Linked DNA regions of Homo sapiens: region 2 is linked to region 1. Evidence: read pairs that join two places in POLR2A ChIA-PET (ENCODE). Cell type or tissue: IMR-90. All regions are shown on one strand.

Evidence for each region. ChIA-PET counts read pairs that join two places held together with the same protein. Peaks named below come from ENCODE experiments on the same cell type or tissue, not always from the same donor. Only the 100,000 strongest peaks of a DNase experiment are listed, where the experiment ranks them.
Region 2: POLR2A ChIA-PET joins it to region 1 with 6 read pairs; 2 of 35 experiments call an interaction of 5 or more read pairs at or near these places.

What each region holds. Positions count from the first base shown.
Region 1 is chr19:17,047,543-17,051,542 of GRCh38, reverse strand. HAUS8 (HAUS augmin like complex subunit 8) reads left to right here. Exons shown (of 11, transcript NM_033417.2): 11 at 1,367-1,814. The coding sequence ends at 1,670. Among named protein-coding and RNA genes, the nearest start is that of CPAMD8, 23 kb to the right of the region's middle. RefSeq lists an enhancer at 1,430-1,724. In IMR-90, no CTCF peak of the experiment used is centred here; a DNase peak (open chromatin) is centred at 1,662.
Region 2 is chr19:16,928,883-16,932,882 of GRCh38, reverse strand. It overlaps CPAMD8 (C3 and PZP like alpha-2-macroglobulin domain containing 8), which reads left to right. Exons shown (of 42, transcript NM_015692.5): 24 at 3,643-3,941. Among named protein-coding and RNA genes, the nearest start is that of F2RL3, 42 kb to the right of the region's middle. In IMR-90, no CTCF peak of the experiment used is centred here; no DNase peak of the experiment used is centred here.

The DNA.
Region 1 (4,000 bases):
CCAGGGTAAGGTCCCAGGAGGATGTTTTTTGAACTTCTGATTGATAGAAATGGCCCAGATCTTAAAGGACTGTGCAGTGGCTTGCACAGAGCACATATCCTTGTGCGTCCAGACCCCCAAAACCCATCAAGATCTCCCCCCGCTTTTTTTTTTAACCTCCCCCAGGAGATTTCTAACCACGCGCTTTTCTCCACCTCTTCCAGTAGAGTATCTTTTCTCTTTTTTACAATGCTAAATCTTTTTCCTGAGTTGCTTAAAATATTGGAAAAGGACTTATGCAAAACAGCCAGCCACCCACTGTGGCATTTCTTTCTCCTGTGGGTGGCCATGGATCAATTCAGGAGACATCAAAGGGTTATAAAGCCACAGTCCCACTCCCAGGATAACTCATTCATCCATGAACGGCAGAATGTTCATGAACCCAGTTACCTCTTAAAGGCCCCACCTCTCGCTGCTGCCACATTGGGGATTATTATTATTATTGAGACAGGATTTCATTTCATTGCTTAGGCTGGAGTGCAGTGGCGCGATCTCGGTTCACTGCAACCTCTGCCTCCGAGGCTCAAGCGATCATCCCACCCCAGTCTCCCAAGTAGCTGGGACTACAGGCGTGCACCACTGCACCCAGCTAATTTTTTTTTTTTTGAGACGGAGTCTCACTTTGTCGCCCAGGTTGGAGTGCCAGTGGCGCGATCCTCGGCTCACTATAGACCCTGTCTCCTGGGTTCAAGCGATTCTCCTGCCTCAGCCTCCCCAGTAGCTGGGATTACAGGTGCGTTCCACCACGCCCGGCTAATTTTTGTATTTTTAATAGAGATGGGCTTTCACCATGTTGGCCAAGCTGGTCTTGAACTCCTGACCTCAGGCGATCTGCCCGCCTCAGCCTCCCAAAGTGCTGGAATTACAGGTGTGAGCCACAGCGCCCAGTATTTTTAAAAAAATTTTTGTATAGACGTGGTTTTGCCATGTTGCCCAGGCTGGTCTCGAACTCCTGGCCTCAAGCCATCTGTCTGCCTCGGCCTCCCAAAGTTCTGGGATTACAGCACTTCAATCCCACTTTACCTGGCCAGGGGATTAATTTTTAATGGGAGTTTTGGAGGGGACAGATACTCCCACCACAGCAGCAGCACAGCACTGAGCTCCATGAACATTTCTTGGATGAATCTTTCCTTTCATGTCTGGTGCTGTTCTTGGGGGGTTTCCCTGATTGAGTCTTTTCAGACGGATCTTATTTGCTGGCCCTTTCCCACTGAGCACGTAGGGCATGTGAAAATCCGCCTCCCCGTGTGGCAGCCCTCCGTTCACCACACACATGCGCTTCACCTCAGAGGGTGAAAGCCGTTATTCTTTCTCCCATCCTCAACAGGAGCTTTGCCCAGGTGCTGGAACTCTCCGCAGAGGCAAGCAAAGAGGCAGCCTTGGCAAACCAGGAAGTCTGGGAAGAGACCCAGGGCATGGCGCCCCCCAGCCGGTGGTATTTCAATCAAGACAGTGCCTGCAGAGAATCTGGGGGAGCACCCAAGAACACGCCCCTGTCTGAGGACGACAACCCGGGTGCCTCGTCAGCCCCCGCTCAGGCCACGTTCATCAGCCCAAGCGAAGATTTTTCTTCAAGCAGCCAGGCAGAAGTCCCGCCCTCTCTCTCTCGTTCAGGGAGGGACTTGTCATGACTCATGGTTACATTCAGGATACTTGAGCACTTTATATACTACCGTAGCACTGTAGCTATTTTTTATGTGATAATCTTGTTTGATAAAAAAGTAAACCTGTTTTGCAATTGAAGCCTCCATTTTCTATGAAGGGGCCAGTTGGAAGACCTGTGTTTTCTCAAGTTCTTCTGGATGACTGGTCCTGAAATTCCGGGCCTCCACGACATGCCCAGTATCCCACTTTCAAGATGATTTCATGTCCTTCAGTCACAAGGGTGGTTTTGGGACAGCAAGTTAAGAATTGTCCCTCGAGTGGACATACTTTATTTACTTTTTTAGGGAAATGCAATTCTTTATTGGAACTCAAGTTTGTGTCTGTAAACATTCAACAGAAGGGGTAAAACAAGAACAATCCACATCATCCTTCCCCTGGCCCCAGCTTCTGGGGCTGAAGTAGGGAGCTTCCACTTTAACCCGACTGGCTCTGGCTCCAGGGCCTGAGATGCCTTCGTAATCTGGCAACTGGGTCCCAGGCAGCCTTGAGAAACTGCTGGGTCCCTGCCTTGCTGGCAGCTTCGGGAGGTCTCTGGGTCCCCATCTCGCTGGCAGCTTGAGAGACTGCAGGGTCTCGTCCTTCCACACCTCCACCAGGGAACCCTGGGTCCCGCCCTCCAGGACGTCCACCACTGGGTCCCGGCATCCCGCACCTCGACTGGAGGGGACATATTTCAGTTCCAGTCTCGGTAGTTGTCACTGGGAGATGCTCAGGCTCTTGCCATAAACCCCATCTGTGCTCCACTGGGACTTTGGCCCAGAACATTTTCCTCCAACCAGCTCTCCAGCTTCCACCCCACGCGGTGTGGGCTTTGGGAACTTACTGATCCCCAGGTCACATTTCCAATTCGTATTGCTGGAGGTGTGGGTTTTGTTGCCTGGTTTGTCTTTGTTTGGTTTTAGACAGGGCTTGCTCTGTCTTCTGGGCTGGAGTGCGACGAATCTGCCTGGTTGTCCCCAGTGAGTCCAGGTTGGGTTTCATGTTGTAGTGTCTGCCTTCAGCTTTTAAAATTTCTGCAAACTGGGGCAAATACAGCAGACTTGTCTGGAGCCCTTTAATATTGAGGGACCCCACGCAGTTGCTTCAGTTCAGCCAACGCTTCCATAGTGCTGTTTGTTTTTTTTTTTTTAATTTTGAGACAGAATCTTGCTCTGTCGCCCAGCCTGGAGTGCAGTGACATGATCTCGGCTCACCGCAACCTCTGCTGCCTCCTGGGTTCGAGCAATTCTCCTGCCTCAGCCTCCCAAGTAGCTGGGACTACAGGTGTGCACCACTGCACCCAACTAATTTTTGTATTTTTAGGAGAGATGGGGTTTCACCATATTGGCCAGGCTGCTTTCCAACTCCTGGCCTCAACTGACCTGCCTACCTCAGCCTCCTAAAGTGTTGCGAGCCACCGTGCCTGGCCCATAGTGCTGTCTCATCTTAACACCTTCGTTCATCCTATGAATGAATGTCCATTCTAGGGATTTAGGAGTTACGTGCCAGGAACTGTGGACAAAGACCAAAGAAGTTTTTATTATACCCCAAGGGGATATCATTAAATCCACATGAGCAGATAAAAGAGGATGTCTTTGGGCCAGGCACGGTGGCTCATGCCTGTAATCCCAGCACTTTGAGAGGCCAAGGCGGGCAGATCATTTGAGGTTTGGAGTTTGAGAACAGCCTGACCAACATGGTGAAACCCTCTGTCTACTAAAAATAGAAAAATTAGCTGGGCGTGGTGACACGTGCCTGTAGTGCCAGCTACTCTGGAGGCTGAGGCAGGAGAATCACTTGATCACAGGAAGCAGAGATTGTAGTGAGCCAAGATCACACCACTGCCACTCCAGCCTGGGTGACGGAGTGAGACTCAGATTTAAAAAAAAACAAAAACCCAAGACTAGGCAGCATATGAATATGATAGATGTTATGTGCAAGATTAACAAGCGATGTCTTAACATATAAAACTTGACTCATTTGGAACTAAAATCCTGCTCTATGTTTTCTGAATTGGGCACTGCCACAGGACACACATTGAAAAAAATACTTCATTACATCACAGTCTTGACCTCCAACAGCAGAGACCCTAGAATCTATCATCTAAGCCGGGCACCGCTGAGAGTCAACAGGAGTGGTGGATTCCACCCACAGGTGGAAATGGGCGGCACATGCCCGACTCTGTAAGGCTGACGTCCCTACTTCATGAGAATTGAGTTTGATTTTAGATAATGAATGAATTCGGCTCATGGTCTCCACACCCACGCCTCCAGGGGATGTGTCCTGGACACAGCCTGTGTCCTCCCATGGCTTGCAA
Region 2 (4,000 bases), 120 kb after region 1:
GAGAAGACCTTTTTGAATTATACCCATTTGGAGGTGTCTGAGCTTCCTGTATCTGGATGCCTAAATCTCTTATTAGACTTGGGAAGTTTTCAGCTATTATTTTGTTAAATAGGTTTTCTACCCCTTTTGTTTTTTCTTCACTTTCTGGGACACCAAAATTTTGAGTATTTGGTTACTTTATAGTGTCCCATTTGTCATGTTGGCTTTGTTCTTTCTTTTATCTTTATTTTTGTCTGATTGGGTTATTTTAAAAGATCTGTCTTCAAGTTCTGAAATTCTTTCTTCTACTTCATCTAGTTTATTATTGAAGCTTCCTATTTTGTATTTCATTTAATGAATTCTTCAGTTTCAGAATTTGTTTGGTTCCTTTTTGAATTGTTTTTCTGACTTCTTTGTATGGTTCTTACGTGTTCTCTTTTGTCTCACTGAGCTTCTTTTATATCATTACCATTACTATTTCTTGAGACAGGATCTCACTCTGTTGCCCAGGCTGGAGTGCAGTGGCACAATCATGGCTCACTGCAGCCTTGACCTCTTGGGCCCAGGTGATCCTCCCACCTCAGACCCCCAAGAAGCTAGGACTACAAGCACATGCCACCACGCCTGGCTAATTTTTTGCATTTTTGTTAGAGATGGGGTTTCGCCATGTTGCCCAGGCTGGTCTTGAATGCCTGGCCTCACCTGCCTTGACCCTCAAAGTATTGGAATTAGAGGTGTGAGCCACCACACTCAGCTAATGTCATTATTTTGAATTATTTTTCCAAAATTACATACATTTTTTTTTTTACTGGAATCTGTTGCTCAAGAATTATTGTGTTTCTTTGGTGATGTCACGTTTCCTTGCTTTTTCACGTTTCTTGTGTTCTTACAGTGATGTCTATACGTTTGGTGTTTGGTGTAACAGTCGCTTCTTCCAATCTTTTGAATTTGCTTTCATAGAGGAAGACTTTTTCCTGAAGATCTATCTGTGGTGTTGGTTGGGTACAGCATTTAGATTGATTCTGAATGTGTATAGTAGTGTAGTCTCCATATGATTTCTTTAGCTATAAACAGCATCAGTGGTGTCTGTGATTTCCTGAGTGGCTTAGGGTGCAGTTATTAGTGGAGGCTGTGATGAAGTTTTGCTGGGGATGGGGAAGCCAGATGGACCTGTCCTCAGGTCCCAGTGTTGGCAGCAGTGGGCAAAGCATGACTTCCTTGAGCACCAGGGCATTCTACACTGGTACCAGTGTTAGTGGGTCCAGGTGGGCCAACTCTTGGACTTCCAGGAAGCTAGCTTGAATGCCAGTAGTGGCAGCGGTGGACCAGGAACATGGATAGGTTCTTGAGCCCCTGGGCAGTGGGCTTGGCATGGGCACTGGCAGTAGCAGTGGTGAGATGACCCTCCGGCTCCCAAGCAATCTGCTCTGGTGTTGGTGGTGGCTGTGACAGGCTGGGTAGGCCAACCTCCTTGCCCACAGGTGGCATAGGCAGGTGTGTGCCAGCTGTGGTGTTAGTGGCACACATTAGGTTGGGTGAGCCTGACCTCAGATGCCTAGGAGGAGCGCTCAGGTGCCGGCTGTGGTGAACTAGGCTGGGAGTCTCAAGGCCCTTGGATGGCACCCTCAGGCACTTGCGGGGACAGAGCTGGGCTGGGCCGACCTATCTCAGGCTCCCTGGTGGTGTGTGCAGTTGCTGGCTATGGTAGGCAGGGGTGGGGTGATTCTTAGGTCTCTGGTGGAATGCTCGGGTTCAGCCTTGCTACTGGGGAGGGTGCAGTTGCTTCCAGTGACAGCAGCCATATGCAGTGGCTGGGGAGCATGAGCTTTGCTCATGCTTTGGCCCCTGGCTGCAGCATCCCATAGCGGCAGTTGCTGCAGGTTGGGGAGTTAGCCCTCGGGGCACGTGAAAGTGTGCAGCAGCTTCACTGCTGGGGGCAGTGAGGTCATTGCCAATGGCTTGGGCTTCATTCCTGGTGGCAGCAGCCAGCCTTGGTGGTGGCTGTGAGCAGGGAATGTAAGTGGGGCTCCAGAGATGTGAAGATGCAGGAGCTGTTTGGCCCCCAGGCAGAATGCAGCCTGGCAGTGGCTAGGATCTCGATACGGTGCCCTGCTGTAGCTGCTTAGGGCTCAAGGGTGTGTGAGACCCAGCCTTAGCCCCCTCTCTGGAACAGTATCTTTGCACAATCTCTGGGTATCTCCCTAGGCTAGTCTGTGGCCCACGAGGATCTAGGGGCTCTCCCATGGCTAGAGCTGCTAGAGTCCACGGTGGGAATGGGGACCACGGGGGTTCACTCACCCTTTCCTCACACTGGGGAGCTACTCCCGGCCCCCAGCTGATTCCCGCCAAGCACCATGTATTATTTCCATTTCCTTCTTCGCTTTAGGTGTTTCTTGTCACTTCTCTGTTGAATTCCAGTGTTCTTAGATGAACTAGTCAAAGTGTGATGATCTACTTGTTATTTTTGTTCGTCAAGGAGGCAAGTACCAGATGCCTCTAAGTAGCCCCTCTCCCCACATAATAATTGGTGCATTTATGTTTCCTGATACTCATATCACATTGTGGTGATTCCTGTCACTTTATGGTAAGTCTCAGTGTCAGAGAGTGTGAGTTTTCCAGTTGTGTTCTTTTTTTTTTCTTTTTTTTTTGAGATGGAGTTTCACTCTTGTCGCCGATGCTGGAGTGCAGTGGCACGATCTCAGCTCACTGAAACCTCCACCTCCTGGGTTCAAGTGATTCTCCCACCTCAGCCTCCTGAGTAGCCGGGATTACAGGCACCTACCCCCACGCCCGACTAATTTTTGTCTTTTTAGTAGAGACGGAGTTTCACCATGTGGGTCAGGTTGGTCTCAAACTCCTGATCTCAGGTGGTCCACCTGCCTCAGCCTCCCAGAGTGCTGGGTTCTTTACCAAAGTTGAGCTCTCCTAGGTCCTTTGCGTGTCTGTATAAATTTTGGAATCCAGTTAGCAATTTCTCCAAAAGAGCCTCCTGGGATTTTGACTGGGATTGCTTTGAATCTGTAGAACCATCTGGGGAAGAACTCTAATGTTCATGATAGTCCATGAACATGGTCTAGCTTTTGTTGATTTGGGTTTTCTTTTGTTTCTCTCTTCAGCCTTTTGCAATTTTCAACACCTTGCTCATCTTTGGTCAGATTTATCCCTGAGCATCTTATCTTTTTGTTTTTAGAGAGAGAATCTTGCTTGTTTTTTAGAGAGAGAGTCACCCAGGCTGGAATGCAATGGTGCAATCATGGCTCACTGCAGCCTTGAACTCCTGGGCTCAAGCGATCCTCCTGCCTTGGCCTCCCAAGTAGCTGGGGCAACAGATGCATGCCACTGTTAACTTAAAAACATTTTTGTAGAGATAAGAGTCTTGCTATGTTGCCCAGGCTGGTCTTGAACTCCTGGCCTCAAGTAGTCTTCCTGCCTCAGCCTCCTAAAGTGCTGGGATTACAGGTGTCAGCTACTCTGCCCAGTCCCATTTTATCTTTTGTGTGCCATTGCCAATGCCATTGTTAGGCCAACACCATTCCACCATGTGTGCCGAGTCACAGTGAGACCCACTCCTTGTGGTCCTGGTGCTCACCTCCAGGTACCATCAGGGAAAGTGGGATGCCTCCAGGTGCCCTCTCAACTCCCCATCTCCTTTCCTCCATCCAGAGAGAGTCCACATCTCCACCCCCAACAAGTATGAGTTCCAGTATGTGCAGCGGCCACTGCGCCTCACCCGCTTTGATGTGGCTGTGCGAGCTCACAATGATGCCCGTGTGGCCTTGTCTTCTGGGCCCCAGGACACAGCAGGCATGATCGAGATCGTCCTGGGGGGGCATCAGAACACCAGGTCATGGATCTCCACCAGCAAGATGGGAGAGCCCGTGGCCAGTGCACACACGGCCAAGATCCTCTCCTGGGATGAATTCAGAACATTCTGGATCAGCTGGCGTGGTGGCCTTATCCAGGTATACAGCAGAACTGCCTGGGGCTTGTGCAGAAGCCTCATGTTCCTCCAATACTAGCT